2 separate regions of the Homo sapiens genome follow, and region 2 is linked to region 1. A link is a loop called in an ENCODE intact Hi-C map of the cell type or tissue named here. Cell type or tissue: A673. All regions are shown on one strand.

What was found. Peaks named below come from ENCODE experiments on the same cell type or tissue, not always from the same donor. Only the 100,000 strongest peaks of a DNase experiment are listed, where the experiment ranks them.
Region 2: it touches region 1 in a loop (4-fold over the local background); 2 of 110 quality-filtered maps call a loop at or near these places.

The regions. Positions count from the first base shown.
Region 1 is chr9:77,636,004-77,644,003 of GRCh38, forward strand. All of the region lies in intron 1 of GNA14 (G protein subunit alpha 14), which reads right to left. Among named protein-coding and RNA genes, the nearest start is that of GNA14, 8.3 kb to the right of the region's middle. In A673, no CTCF peak of the experiment used is centred here; DNase peaks (open chromatin) are centred at 4,358, 4,938 and 5,378; H3K27ac peaks cover 5,885 bases.
Region 2 is chr9:78,117,581-78,125,580 of GRCh38, forward strand. No RefSeq gene overlaps it. Among named protein-coding and RNA genes, the nearest start is that of GNAQ, 90 kb to the left of the region's middle. In A673, a CTCF peak has its summit at 4,140 (motif pointing left); a DNase peak (open chromatin) is centred at 4,121.

The DNA.
Region 1 (8,000 bases):
AAATTGCTATAAAGGTTTCTAAACACAGGTGCATTTTGAGTGGTGTTGATGAAGACTACTAATGGCTTACCACTAAATGGATTAGAAGATAATTCTACAAAAGATTAATCACCTTCATTTGATTTTTATTAGTAATATAATTAACATATTTTTCAATTACACAGTAGCTGAGCAACAGAAGCAAATATTCTGGGATGGGTTACTCAGAAAGGAAGGTCTTATTTATGGCAGATTCAAGAGAGAAATGGCATGGATAATCCATCTAATAATAACTGACAACTGATCATCAATACAGAAGATGGCTTTCAGGCAAAACAATAAAACATACATTTTACTTTTTTCTCTCATTCATTAAAAAAGCACAAAATATTAGAATTTGTCAGTCAATTTTTAAAAAGCAAACTTGACAACAGGAGTATTACTCTTTGGATGGAAATATCAGCCATCTTAATCCATTCTGTGTTATAAAGGAATACCTGAGGCTGGGTAATTTATAAAGAAAAGAGGTTTATTTGGCTCATGAATCTCATGGCTAGAAAGCTCAAAACTAGGCATCTGCATCTGATGAGGGCCTTGGGCTGCTTCCACTCTTGGGGGAAGGTGAAGGAGAGCTGGTGTGTGTAGAGATAATGTGGTAAGAGAGGAAGCAAGAGAGGTGGGGAAGTGCCAGGCTCTTCTGAACAACCAGCTCTCTCAAGAATACAGTGAGAACTCACTCCCAAGGGAGGGCACTAATCTATTCTTGAGGGATCTGACCCGACGACCTAAACACCTCGCAGCAGGTCCCACCTCCAACACTGGGGATCAAATTTTCAACATGAGATTTGAAAGAGACAAACATTCAAACCGCAGCACAAGCCAATGTTCCATGGAGAGTGAATTTTCAACGAGAAGACTGATATATGATGGCTCTTACTAGAATATGGTTCCTCAGCACTCCTAAGTCCATTAATAGAAGCATAACTACCTAATGGTTATTAGCCATAAGATCATTGCAGTTTTTAGGAGCACAGTTTTTTGAAGAGTACATGCAAGTACAAGGATCTATGCAAACATGAACATTTGCTACTTTTTGAAACGATTCTTGCCAAGGTAAAACATACATTTACTGGTGATGTTTACAGCTCCTGGAGTACTAACTTCTTGAAGAAAAAAATAGTTTCCATTAAGAGGTACTGGGTCATGAACTAATCAGATTTCTGCTGGCTTGAACTTTCAGCTTCCAAAGTCTTACCACTTTTCACTGTTCTTTGCTATTAATTTCCTTTTTTGTTCCACAATTCCAAGAATATCACTGTCTCCTTTACCTTGACTCTCGTTATAATAGACTCTTTAAACCTAAGAAGCACACACTGAAAAGGGAAAAAAACAGAGATCTGGCCCTAAAACCTGCAGTGGCCATTGAGAAGATGTTGACCTCATCTCACCCATCAACTTCAGAGAAAATTTAAATTTTGCACAATTCAAACCACATATGGAAGGAATTTCTATATCTTATCAGCAACCCTATAATTTTCTTAAATTAAAAAGTATATTTTAACTTGTTATCTATTCTATTGTTAAAGTTGTTGAGCTGGGTGCAGTGGCTCATGCCTGTGATTCCAATGACTCTGAAGGCTGAGGTAGGAGGATCGCTTGAGGCCAGGAGTTCAAAACCAGCCTGGGCAATAGCAAGACCCCATCTCCAAAGAAATATTTAAAACCTAGCCGGGTGTGGTAGCATGCCTGTAGTCCCAGCTACTCGGCAGGCTGAGGTGGAAGGATTGCTTGAGCCCAGGAGGCCAAGGCTTTAGTAAACCATGAAAAGAAAAATTGTTTTTGTTGTTAATACAGAGAGTACCAGGAGCAGGCATATCACATAGGTAATACTTTTCTTTTGTGTTCATATTCTAGAAAACTTTAGCTTTTATTGCTACTCTCTGGTTTTATATGCAAAAGTTTATTCTGAAAAAATACTGGAAGATCAATATATTAAATATCAAATGTAGTCTTATAGTGAAGTAATTAACGACTCTCTCTCTGAATAATCATGAGCACTTGCTTGTTCTATCTGTAACATGGGTATATCAACATGTATTCATGGAAGAATATTTCATATTTGATAGTCAACTAGCCTATCTCATTTCAGATTGGTCAAGTATCATTCTGGCTTTCAGTGCTCACACTGTACCATCCAGTCATTATTAAAACATTGCACCAGGCACAAAACTGGTTCAGGTGCCAGGATACAGGAACAAGATAGCACAGCCCCACTCTCACAGAGCTTGCAATCTATTTGGGGGCAGACAAGTCAACAAGTAAGCAAATAAGAATATCAGGTCAATTCCAAGATAACAGCTATGAAGAAATAAAGCCAAGTTATAGAACCAGGCAACTAAGAGTAAATGGTGCAAGGATAATTTCAGGTAGTGTGATCTGGAAAGGCCTTGTCAAGAGATGAACTTTTGAGCTGAGACGTGAAGATAAGGAAGAAACAGCCATGTATGTGGAACAAGAGTGGGGAACAGAAAAGAATGTTCCAGGCAGGAAAAAAAGCAAGCTTAAAGACCCAGAGGTAACAAATGTTGTGTTTGAAAAACACAAAGGTGAGTTTGGCTTCAGCCCAGCAAACCAGTGGGAGAATGACCCTGTGTACATTCCGAGAGGTAGGAAAGCATTTGGCATTTATTCCAAGTGTAAGTAAAAGACACTGAATTTAAGTAAGGTAATAATATAAATCTAAGTTTTTAAATGGACCAAAGAAGGGCAAATGTGGGAGATGGGAAATCAAGAGGACACTGCAATAACGCAGGTGAATTGCAGCTTTGGATAGGGGAAGAAGTGGTGAGATTTGGCAAATGTTTAACACCAGAGACAATGCTGGCAGATGGGCTGTGGCAATTTCCTGGGATAATAGGATACATGTGTGAAATTTTCATAGCCCTGTAGAATAAAGGCATGATTTTAAAAAACAAATTCAAGAAATTAACTAGAGCAATATTAAATACACCTTAATATTTAAAGACATCTGCCTCCTTTTCTTTTCATGATTCCACTGTCTGAAAGCTTACATTTTAGTTTTTGAGTTTGCCTTTACCAATCCATTTAGGAAAAGTTATTTTATGGAAAATATCACATTTTTGTTGTAGATCTTTGTAATTTGGCGCTGCCCAGCATCTGAGCACTTACCTTCTGGGGGAAGAGTTTCAAGAAAGGTAGGAGGCAGCAGCCCACCCCCTTTCCCTATGGTAGAAAGCTAAGGCTGGCAGAATTTTATTTAACAAGCACCTAAAATAAATAGCACTGACTATGTGCCAGGCACTATTCTAAACGCTCTAAAAATGACAACTCATTTAATCCTCATAATAGTACGTGCCTCATTGGGTTGTTATTCCCCTTTAACAGATGAAGAAACTAATGTACATTCCAGGATGCACACAGCTTATCAGTGGAAAAGCCTATATTTTAAACCCAGCAAGGCTGGCTCCAAAGAACATGCTAACCGCTGTGTCACACTGCCTCCCCCCAACAACCTGGTAGATGAGCACAATCAGACAGATGGAGGTTTTGAAAAGTGACACCAGGGTGCAGAAGATGGTCACAGGTGATTTGCAGCTCTGCTGTGAATATAAGTGTCTAGCAGCAGCAGCAGCAGCGACTGGCAGGGTGGTGGAGTCCACTGACTGTGTCCTTGACAGTCTTGTCTGGTACTAGCATTTGCTATGTCCAGAGTCCCTTAAATCCTGCCCTTTTGCGGAGCCTCCTCTCCAATTTCCATTAATTCTATTTCCTGCTTCCACTCTAATAAATTATTACTCTGCTTACATGGTCAACAATCAAGAATCTTGGCCAGCATGGCTAATTTACCCATCAGCAGAGAGCCAATCTTCATAATGAATGTGAGGGCTCTTGCAGAGGCTTTTGTGGTCCCTTCCAACTTTAGAGCCCTTGGATTTCCGCTAGTATATTTTCTTCCTCTAACAGTAGTTGTAGCTGTGGCTACCTGGCTCACAGGGATCCCAGTCCCCGGCCATCTGCACTCAGGTGACAGTCATGTCCATGATACATGTCCCCTGGCCAGAACTGATTGATCCAGGAGTGCACCCTGATGCCACAACCTGGCTATAAAGGTCTGCAGAGAGGGCTCTCAAGCTTGGAAGGGGATGGGGTCAAGTCCTGTTGATGGCTGTGCCTTGAGTCCCCTAACCCAACTGCCCTGGCACTTGCTCTTTCTCATTTATTATTCAAATCCTCTTTGAATTCCATGAGATGCCCTGGTGACAGTCCTTCCGATAAATGATTGTCTCCTCTTTGAATTTCAACCATCTTTAGTATCATCATAGCTTTGCTCCAATAATTCACTGAAAATCCCTCTCTGACTTCCCAATATCATGAACTCCCTTCATATAGCCCTACACATGGGAGTTGTTACAGTGGTATTTTTCCCTTTGTGGTTTAAGTATCATGGGAAATGAGAAAGCAAAAGATGACAGACTAGAAGGCATCTTTTAAAAAGAAAAAGAAAAAAAGACCATTTGAAGATTAAGACTTTATTTGCATTGCTTTTTGCCAAACTCCACTGTCAGATTTTTCCACTTTATATCTGCCCACAGCTTAAGACTTATTAAAGCCTCAAAAATTTCATCCTCTAATGACATGACTTAGCACCTTGATTCTTTAGGTACTTGGATACTGTACTAGTAATTGATCTGAATTAGGGACTTGATATCTTTGTTTCAAGTGGCTTAAAGATTTTTTTTAAAAGATCCAGTTCTCCAATAAAAGGAAGCAGAGCCCCTCTGAGAAACAGCTGATTTCTTCCCCAGCTGGGGAAGAATTGGTACAAGACGAGCCTGGGGCATGTTATGCCAGAAAACAATAAAATGCTCAAAAAAAAAAAAAAAAAAAAACAACAGACAGAGGCATGTCACAGTGACACAGGAGCCAGCTTGAAGGGGATCTCATTGCACAAGTCGGGTATGATTTGAGCACCAAAATGATTAAGAACAGTAATGAAGTAAAAAATCATTGAGGGAAAAAAACCTAGGTATTCACGAATTTGCATGGGAAGGAAGGAAGGAGGGGAGGGGAGGGGAGGGGAGGGGAGGGGAGGGGGGGGAAGGAAGGAAGGAAGGAAGGAAGGAAGGAAGGAAGGAAGGAAGGAAGGAAGGAAGGAAGGAAGGAAGGAAGGAAGGGCAAAGGTAAGGCTGTTGCAGTAGAATGTCAAATGCCAACTGGTAAATGTGGAGAGTGCTGGAGTTGGAAAATCATTCTGCAGATACCATGTTATAGATTGGATCAACTGGAAACCATCAATGACTCCTAAATCTTGATAAGAAGCAGGGTATTTACTAGCCTTATAAAGTGTCTCTCCACAAAATTATGATACAGTGGATAAAACAGACAATATCTTAACCAGGCCATCAGAGTTATCACCACCACAGAGGAGCAGATGGACATGGTGTGCCTCCAGATGCCACCCCCGAGAAGGACACAACAGCACGTATCCAGTGTTCCAGCCAGAAAAGCACAGTGGGGATCGCTAATCGTAAGAAAATCACCAGTTAAATCCCAAATGAGAAACCGTCTGTTAAAAAAAAAGGGAGAGGGGACTGTATTTTTCAAAAATTCAGTGTCGTAGAAGCAATGACTTTGTGGAAAAGTTCCAGATTAAAGAAACTAAAAGGATATGAGAACCAAATGCAATCCCTGAGCCTCCTCTGGACCCTGTACTGGAGGTGGGGGAACACCACTAAGGACGTTATTGGGTGAACCAACAAAACTGGGATATGGATAATAGATTGGACACAAATATTGCATCAAAGTGAAATGTACAGACCTTTCATAAGTGTACTGCGCTTATGTAAGAGATTATCCCTATTTTTAGAAAAACACGCTTAAGAGTTTAGGGAAAAAAAGGCCACAATACATTTAACTTACCCTCAAACACTGCCAAGGGAAAAGGGCATACCTATGTTGTTTGTGCTATTCTTATTCTTGCAAATTCTTTGTAAATTTTAAATCGGTTCCAAATAAAAAGTAAACAAACAAAAAAAAAGATTTGGAGCAGGAGATTGACTGCAAAGGCACAGGGAACTTTCCAGGATGATGGAAGTGTTTATAGATTGTGATCATACATTTGTCAAAACTCAAAGTGTACACTTAAGCCTGGTGACTTACTGTATTCAATAAAGATGATTTGCAAAAGGTACAGAGGGTAAAAGTCCAGTATTTCAAAAGGTTCTGTATTCATTTAAGGGTAGACAGAAGAAGAGGTACGTGCATTTGCCTCTTGAAAGGCCTCAGGAACTGCTGTGTTATAGATGGAAGCAAACTATCTAGTGAGATTGGTTTGCTCCAGCCAGGATGAACAGAAGCCACAGACAAAACCACACAATCCTCCTTTCTGAAGCATATTATGGCAAAAAAGCAAGCATTTTTATTTTAATGTCTATTTTAGAGTGAACACAATACTCACATAACTGGTTAAAATAAAACACAGGCCAGGTACGGTGGCTCATGCATGTAATCCCAGCACTTTGGGAGGCTGAGGCAGGCAGATCACTTGAGGTCAGGAGTTTGAGACCAGCCTGGCCAACATGGTGAAACCCTGTCTCTACTAAAAAATATATGAAAATTAGCTGGGCGTGGTAGTGGATGCCTGTAATTCCAGCTACTTGTGAGGCTGAGGCAGGAGAATCACTTGAACCTGGGAGGCAGAGGTTGCAGTGAGCCATGATCGTGCCATTACACTCCAGCCTGAGCAACAGAGCATGACTCTGTCTCAAAAAACAAACAAACAAAAATAAAATCAAACACAAAACTCAATGAAATCTGGTCCCCAAGGGATCCTTCATATGATCCCAGATCCTAAGAACACCATTTACTGTCCTCAGAAATTTCCCTAGATGGTGAGGAGAGTTTGTGCATGTCTCACCCAAGCCCCCATGCGCAGACAATTGTTTGCATCTTACCCTCACCATAGTTCAAGGCCCACTCAGATGATGCCTCCTCCAGAGGCTCCCCCTTTACGCTCTGCCTGTTCTACCTCTTAATCTCTGTTAAGCTTTTATGACCATCTTCCTCATAACAGCTATTTGTGAACTGTCCTTCTCCAACTCAGCCCTTGGGAAGGAATCCCTGCACTGTGGCTGGCACCTTGGAAAAGGCTGTTGCATTGAACTAAGCTCAGATAAAGGAACGTGGGCATATTTACCATTTCATTCCTTTTCTTCTTCAGAGTGGGAAGGTGTTGTCATTTTTTTTTTTTTTTTGAGACAGAGTTTCACTCTTGTCACCCAGGCTGGAGTGCAATGGTGCTATCTCAGCTCACTGCAACCTCCACCTCCCAGGTTCAAGCGATTATCTTGCCTCAACCTCCTGAGAAGCTGGGATTACAAGCATGTGCCACCACACCCGGCTAATTTTGTATTTTTAGTAGAGACAGTGTTTCTCCATGTTTGTCAGGCTGGTCTTGAACTCCTGACCTCAGGTGATCCGCCCGCCTCAGCCTCCCAAAGTGCTGCGATTACATGGGTGAGCCACCGCACCCAATCGGTGTTGTCACTTTCTACCTTAAAACTCACACTATTTGCACCATTTTCTGGAATGGACTTCCTGCCCAGGAACATGATGGCTAATTCTGAAATGGGATTTTGTTATAACCAATCCAATAAAACTTTTTGGGACCAGATTTTCAACTTTTTGGTGTAAGCAGGAAGAGGAATTTTAAATCAGTTTATGGCTCAGAAAACACTAAGGGAAACTCAAAGTAAAACATTTCTGTTAAAGCACTACCACAACAGTTTATACAAACTTCTATGCAACCCACAGTTGGTCAACTAAAATGGAAAATGACACCTCTCTAGGGCCTGAAAATACTCAAAAAACAGAGTGATGATAGCTGATACTGAGCACTCACTGCCATCCAAAGCCCAGAGAATTTAGTCCACAGCTAAGACACTGTAGGGCTAGGGTTCAAACCCAGGCAGACTGGGCTAAGAATCTACATTTTTCATCTC
Region 2 (8,000 bases), 480 kb after region 1:
GATGGAAGTAGTATACTCATATATTGCAATATTATATGGCAGTTAAAAGGAATAAACTAGATCTATGCATATCAAGATGAATAGAGCTTAAAACATGTAAAAATAAATACTATGTTATATGTATTTAGTGACACAATTTTTTTTTTTTTTTTTTTGAGACAGAGTCTCAGTCTGTCACCCAGGCTGGAGTGCAGTGGCCTGATCTCAGCTCACTGCAACCTCTGCCCCCCGGGTTCAAGCGATTCTCCTGCCTCAGCCTCCCAAGTAGCTGGGATTACAGGCGCCTGCCACCACACCTGGCTAATTTTTGTATTTTTAGTAGAGACGGGGTTTCACCATCTTGGCCAGGCTGGTCCTGAACTCCTGACCTTGTGATCCAACCGCCTCAGCCTCCCAAAGTGCTGGGATTACAGGCATGAACCACCATGCCCAGCTGACACATATTTATACCCAAATGTGTAAAAGCTGCATCAGAAGGATATGCACAAAAATCTCGAGATTGGTTATGCCTGGGGCGCAAAGAAAGGAAAAACAAGTGGAGTAATATTGGAAAAAGACCTTATATGAAATATATTATCAAGAAATAACTGGAAGAATTAGACAAATAAATGAATTTTGATTCATTTCTCACACCATGTACAAAAATTAACTCAAAATGAATCAGAAACAGGTGTTGATTCTGAATGTGAGCTTGGATTAGGGAAATAGTTTCAGATCTGATACCTAAAGCACAGCCATAAAAGAAAAACAATCAATAAGTTGAACTTCATCAAAATGCAAAACTTTTGCTCTATGAAAGACATTACAAAAAGACGGGCCAGGCATGGTAGCTCCTACCTGTAATTCCAGCACCTTGGGAGGCTGAGGCAGGCACATCACTTGAGCTCAGGAGTTTGAGACCAGCTTGGCCAACATGGCAAAACCCTGTCTTTACTAAAAATACAAAAATTAGCTCAGTGTGGTGGCATGTGCCTGTAGTCCCTGTAGTCCCAGCTACTCGGGAGGCTGAGGCAGGAGAATCATTTGAACCTGGGAGGTGGAGGTTGCAGTGAGCCGAGATTGTGCCACTGTACTTCAGCCTGGGCGACAGAGTGAGACCCTGTCTCAAAAACAGAAAAGAAAAAAAAAAGAAAAAGAAAAAGAAAAGAAAAGATAAGCCACAGACAGAGAAAAAATATTTGTAAAGCACTCTTCTGACAACAAACTTGAAGCCAGACTATATGAAGAACTATCAAAACTCAACCAAAAAAAGACCAAGTTTTTTTTTTTTAAATAGCAAAGTTTTGAACAGATACTTCACCAGAGGAGATATATTGGTAGCCAATAAACATATGGAAGGTGCTCAACATCATTAGTCATTACGGAAATGCAAGTTAAAACCATGATGAGACAATGCTACACTTACTAGAATAACTTTAAAAAAGAACCTGACAATAATATCAAGTGCTGTTGATGATGAGAGGCAACTGGAACTCTCAGATATTGCTGGTGGGAATGCACAATGGTACAACCTCACTGGAAAACCCTCAGGCAAAGAAATGCAGGTGCTGCTGTTGAAATCAAACAGCTTATGAGGAAGTGGTAAGGGCAAGAGAATATGGGTGGAGTACCCATAGTATCTGTTAATACTCCCACGTAATGAGTTCTTCAGTTCTGAATTTACTGAGAGCTCTGTCAGGTTCTTGTAAGTTGGCCAAGTCAACCATAAAAATTCTATTGCTTTGCATTTTTTACAGTGCAAGTCAGTTTCTCAATCCTGACTAAGAAACACAAGAAAGGAGGAAAGATGGGGCATTTGCCTGCAATGTCAGATACAACCAAGCCAAAAGCCTACACCCCAAAGCCCTGTGTATTTGGAGGTGAGCCTGCCCTGGTCCTCCAGGAGGATATCCAGGGTCGCCCAGACCAGATTTTGCTTTCTCACCAAGGAATGTCGCCCACCACGAATAAAAGATGCCTTTGCAGATTGAGGTTCCGGAGTGTGAGTTTATCAAAGAAGGAGCAGGAAGAAGGAAAGAAGGGAAAAAAGAAAAGCCCCCACATTTCTGCCAGCGCCTCATGCAGCTTACTAGCTCCTCTCCCAGGGCCTCCAGGAGGCTCTCTTCACATGGAAGGAGGCTGAAGAGCAGGTCTTCCAGCAGTTTAAAGTCTCTGGAGGAACTTGTGCCACAATCCATGCCTCCTCTACCAACTGAACTCTCAACTGGGTCTGTTGCCTTCTGCCAAATGTTATTTACATCTCCAGGAGACATAAATATTGGTCACAATGCCTGTGAATCTTGAAATTCTATTCTATTCTATTCTCCCACCTACTATAGTAAATTCCAGACAGCGATAGGCAAAAAAGAGCCCTAGGCAAGGGCCCACTTTATTCCATCTCTTTCCTTGGACAATTCTATTAGGTAACAAAAGAATCAACTTTATTAGGTATAATAGGCATGCAAGAAAAACATTTATTTAAAATGCACATCAGGCTGGGCGTGGTGGCTTACGCCTGTAATCCCAGCACTTTGGGAGGCCAAGGTGGGTGGATCACCTGAGGTCAGCCTGACCAACATGGAGAAACCCTGTCTCTACTAAAAATACAAAATTAGCCAGGTGTGGTGGTGCATGCCTGTAATCCCAGCTACTCGGGGGGCTGAGGCAGGAGAATCGCTTGAACCCAGGAGGTGGAGGTTGCAGTGAGCTGAAATCGGGCCATTGCACTCCAGCCTGGGCAACAGGAGAGAAACTCTGTCTAAAAAAATAATAAAATAAAATACAATGCACGTCAATGAGATTTAACAAATATATATCTCTGCATATAAGTCCCACTACAATTAAGTGATAGAGCACTTCCATCATTCCAGAAACTTTTTCTCATGCCCTTTGCAGCCAACCTCTGTCCTAGGAAACAACTGCTCTGCTTTCTGTTACTATAGCTTAGTTTCAACTTTTCTAGAATTTTTCATCTAAATGGAATTATATAGTATTATGCTTTTGTGTCTGACTTCTTTTGCTCAGCCTAACTTTTGGAATTCATTAATTTTAGTGTGCATTAGTAGTTCTGCTCCTTTTTACTGCTGTGATATTCCACATCATTCTTTAATATAAAGACAACTTTTCACCTCTGGATTAAGAGCTAGACCTGCAATAGCAAACTTAAATGCCTAGAGAAGACAGGCCCATAATGCAAACGAGAAAAGGGGTCTGGTATAAGAAAATTTATTTTTAAAAACACTACTCCTCTTGTTATATCCTCATTTTCTAAAGAAATGCTTCGTTTTCTTCAACTTTAAGGAAAATAGGAGTGTATGTATGATGATAAATAGCAACCGACACCTGACTTTGGGGAGAACAATAAAGAATGAAGGGGATGGTGGCAGATTCCAGAGTCCACACCCATCTAAAGGAAGCAGCTTTGCCGTATAGGAACACGGGGCCAGGTTTCACATCTTCTTATTGTTCCAGAGAAGCAGGAAATCTGGGTTTGTATGTGAAATCTCCTGAGTTTTAAATGTTGAAAACAAATTCAAATTTTATTAAAGCACTGGATGGGCCAATTCTGTTCAGGTCAAATAAAACAAATCTGGGGGCCAGATGTGGACTGGCAGGCATCACTTTGTGTCCTCTGATGTCGACAAACTAAAAGCAAGCCCAAGCCGCCCTCTCCACTGTGCTTTTTGTAGAAACATCTTGGTCCTGCTGGGACCTCCCAGTCCAAGGAAGCACCAGGGATGGCTTACCTCACTGGCTACATGGAAGAGAGGAAAAAAGGAAGAGCAAAACTCATTTCAAGGTCCCAAGAAGAAGAGAGGAAGAGAATATTTACTCCAGGCTAGTTATTATTTTTACCACCCTCCTGCCCCATACTAGAGCATCATGAGAATACATATATTCGAATCACCTGGGGTGGGAAAACAGGTTCCCTTCCGATTTATTTGATCTGTTGGGCCTGCTGTGGTCTTGCATTTTAACAAGCTCCTCGAGTAACTCTTATCCACACTGAAGTTTGACACTCGCTGCATTGGGTTTTCCAGTCTTTGCTACAAAATGGTTCAGTTGCCAATGAGAGTTCATTTTGTCCTACATCTAAATTTGAGTTCCCTTTTGTAGGAAAAGTAATGGGGAAGAAGGGAAGGCTTTGAGCGCCCCCTTGGGGCTAGCTTGGTGAGTGAACAGCTTTATAGTGATAAGTGATTTTTCAGAGATGTTAGGAATAAAAATAATAAATAGTATACTATTTATTATTATAATAGCCCATACTAGCATTAGGTATTGTGACTGGCAATTCACATATAGTATCTTATTTAAGCCTATCAGGCAGACACTATCATTACCTGCATTTTATTTTACTTTATTTTTATTTTTATTTTTGAGACAGGGTTTCACTCTTGTTGTCCAGGCTTGAGTGCAGTGGCACAGTCTCGGCTCACTGCAATCTCCACCTCCCAGGTTCAAGCGATTGTCCTGCCTCAGCCTCCCGAATAGCTTGGATTGCAGGTGTCTACCACCATGCCCGGCTAATTTTGTATTTTTAGTAGAGATAGGGTTTCGCCATGTTGACCAGGCTGGTCTTGAACTCCTGACCTCGGGTGATCCGCCCGCCTCGGCCTCCCAAAGTGCTGGGATTACAGGCATGAGCCATTGCGCCCAGCCTTTATTTTATTTTTTAATGAATAAAAAGCTTTTAATTGGAAATTCTTTAAACAGGATACCCCAATATCCAAATAACATATGACCTGAATTTTATAGAGGAGGAAATTTACCTGCAAATCCAATGGCATGGCTGATCACCCTCTTCCTTAATATATTTTTTTAACTTGGCGCCCAGGACACCACACTCTTTCTCATTTGCCTCATATCTCACTGATTCTTCCTTCTTGGTCTTGATTGTAGTCCCCTCTTCTCCCAGATCAGTTCATTTGGATTGCCCCAAGAATCAGTCCTTGGTTTTCTTTTCCCTACAGTCACTTTCTTAATAAACTCCTTTGTCAATATGCCAATGAACCCCAATTTTTTATATTGTAACTAACATCTCTCCTGAATCCCTGACTCATATACGCAGTTGCCTACTTGATATGTCCACTGAGATTTCTCGGAGACCCCTTAAACTTAACATGTCCAAAAATGGGGTTCTCATCTTCTCCCACAAATCTACTCTATTAGAGGGTTTTCCCATTTCAGATGATAGAAGCTCCCAATTGCTCATACTAAAATCTTTGGTGTCATTGTTGACCCTCTCACTCATACCTCTGGCCGCCACTCCCTCCCTGGGTTGAGTCATCACCCTCTCTCGCCCGGAGTATTGCTACAGCCTCCTTTTGGTCTTTTTGCTGTCAAACTCGTGTTCCAAGAGACTATTCCTAACATAGAAACCAGAATGATCTTCTTAAAATGTAACTCAGATCATATCATCTCTCTGCCTATAATCTTTCCAAGGCTTCCCATTTCACTCAAACTAAATGCCAAGTCCCTCAGATGGCCAATAAGGCCTTCTACAAGCAGGGCCCCATCACCTCTTTGACCTCAACTCCTGTTATTCTCTCCCTTATTCACTCCACTCTAGCCATACTGGTCTCCATGCTCTTCCTGACATGTGCCTGGCTTGTTTCTGCACTGGCTCTTTCATCTGCCTGGAGCACTTTCCCCAGGAGATTCACTTAGCTTACTACTTCACCTCCTGCAAATCTTTTCTTGGATGTCACCCTCTCAATGAAGCTACTCTGTCTCCTCTACTTCAAATTGCAACCTGTTGCTCTCTCTCTACCAAACTTCTTATCATGCTTCACTTTTCCCATGTCATTTTATGGCTTTCCAACACATTATATAATTTAACTATTTATTACATTTTTAGTTACTTTTTCTCCCCCAACTAGAATATGAACTCCAAGGCAGCAAGAATTTTTGTATTTTTGTATGTTTCTGTAACATATTCCAAGCACATAGATCAGTGTCTGACATGTAAAAGCAATTGTTGTTGAATGAACAAGACATGGAGAGATTACACTTCAAGCCATAAGTATTTCAATAACTCATTTGAGAAGAAAACCTGAATAACCAACAGTTGTTTTCTCCTTATAGAGAAGCAAACTATAGCTCCGTGAAGCCTGTGCTTGGGCAGCTTCTACATGCAGCAGTGCTGAATACCAACACCTACATTTCCCCAGAGAAACAGCGTACAGCAATGTGCTGTCCTCATCCACTTCTTCTGAAGTCAAGTCCCCAGCAGTTGTATCACCTGCAGAGTTGCAATGCACAGATTTGGGCATTGTCTTATTTACCTAATTTACTTGGGGGAAATAATGCTGACTTAACAAGTGGTATTTTTCCTTACAGTAAGAAGCAATACATGGTCTGTGGTGTATGTTTTTATATACTACTTACATGTAAAGATGAGTCCTCTGAAGTTGTAACTCACAAAATGAAGCAGTATAAAATTGTGTGAGATGAATGTTCTGTAATGAGATTTTGCTGAGTAAGGCTGACTTGTCATCAGATATGCCTTGATAAGAGATGCAATAAATGGTCCTGCTTTGTGCATCTTGAGTTGCCAGCAATTGTATTTTTCAGAGAAGCAAGCCTGAGAGTTCTTTGCAGTGAGAACGTTGGGGACTCAGTGTGGAGAGCAAAGCTGATGTGCTTGCAGTTGTGTCTAACCAGGATGAGCAGCATGGTGCTCTAGGCCATGTGTTCTTCATTTCCTTTACTTGGCTAGACAAACCCACGTGGATGGATGGCAGAACCTATCCCAACCCTGATAGTAGATTGCTCCCAAAGCTTCAGGCTTCCAAAAGAAATCCAGATCCTCTTCTTCCCACCTATTGTCACCAACCCCAAATCCCACACAGGCTCCACCTCTAGTCTTCCCCAGCCATTACAGGCATGGCTGCTCCTAACCTGCTTAGAAAAAGTAAGAAATTAAAGACCAGATTTCACAGAGATAATGAATGAGCAATTTGAAATATTAATTTGTTTTTACTGTTGAATAAACAGAGAATTCCAAGAACCACTGTCAGAGAATAAATGGAGAGGGGTAGGAAAAAGAGTGCCTGCACTGCACCTCTGGAAACATTTATCAAATTTACCCATACAAATTCCCAGCAGTCTGACCACACATATAACCACTCAGATTTATAGCTCCATCTCTCAGAATTGGAGGATTTGCTTCAAGGAAAAATGTCAATTACACAGAACACTAGAAGGTGAAAGAAAATATTCCAGTCCATTTCAGTGATTACATTGGGTCAATGCTGTATTTTTTGGTTGCCAAAATAAAATCAGCTCAAAAGTGTATATGAAAAAGAAAATAAATCTCAATCTTAGTGACCATCTTTTCTGGTTGGAATTGTTTCTTCATAAGGTCAAAATGTAGCATAGCTTATCATAGCCAGTAGTTCCTCCTTCACAGTGGATTCTTGGTGGTAATTGTAATGACAAGCTGGCTTTGTAGCAAAGAAACCTGAACTTATTGAAATACTTGCTTCCCTTGACATCCAGGGCATCACACTGTCCAGGATTTCCTCTAACCTATCTGGCCACTTCTCTCTCATTACGGGTTCCTTTCATCACCCAGACTTCTAACCATTGGATTGCCATAGAGCTCCATCCTTGAACCTTTTCTCTACCTTCATTCCCTCCATTGATGAGCTCAGTCTTTCTGATACCATCTGTATGCTGACGATCCCTGCATTTCTATCTCCAGACCAGGACGTTCCCCTGAATTCCAGACTCCTCTAAAGAAAGGCTTACTTGACACCTCCATTTGGGTATCTTTAACAGGCATAACAAATTTAACATTTCCCAAACTAAACTCCTAAATTCTTTCTCCACACCCCAACCATCTTTCTTGTCTATCTCAGTAAATGGCAATTGTATTCATCTAATTGCATAATCTAGAATTCTTGATTCATTTCTTTCTCTCATAATGCCCCATATTTGATCATTTGGCAAATCTCATTGGCTCTATATTTAAATTGTATCCTGAATCCAATCACTTCTCACCACCTCCTCTGCTACCA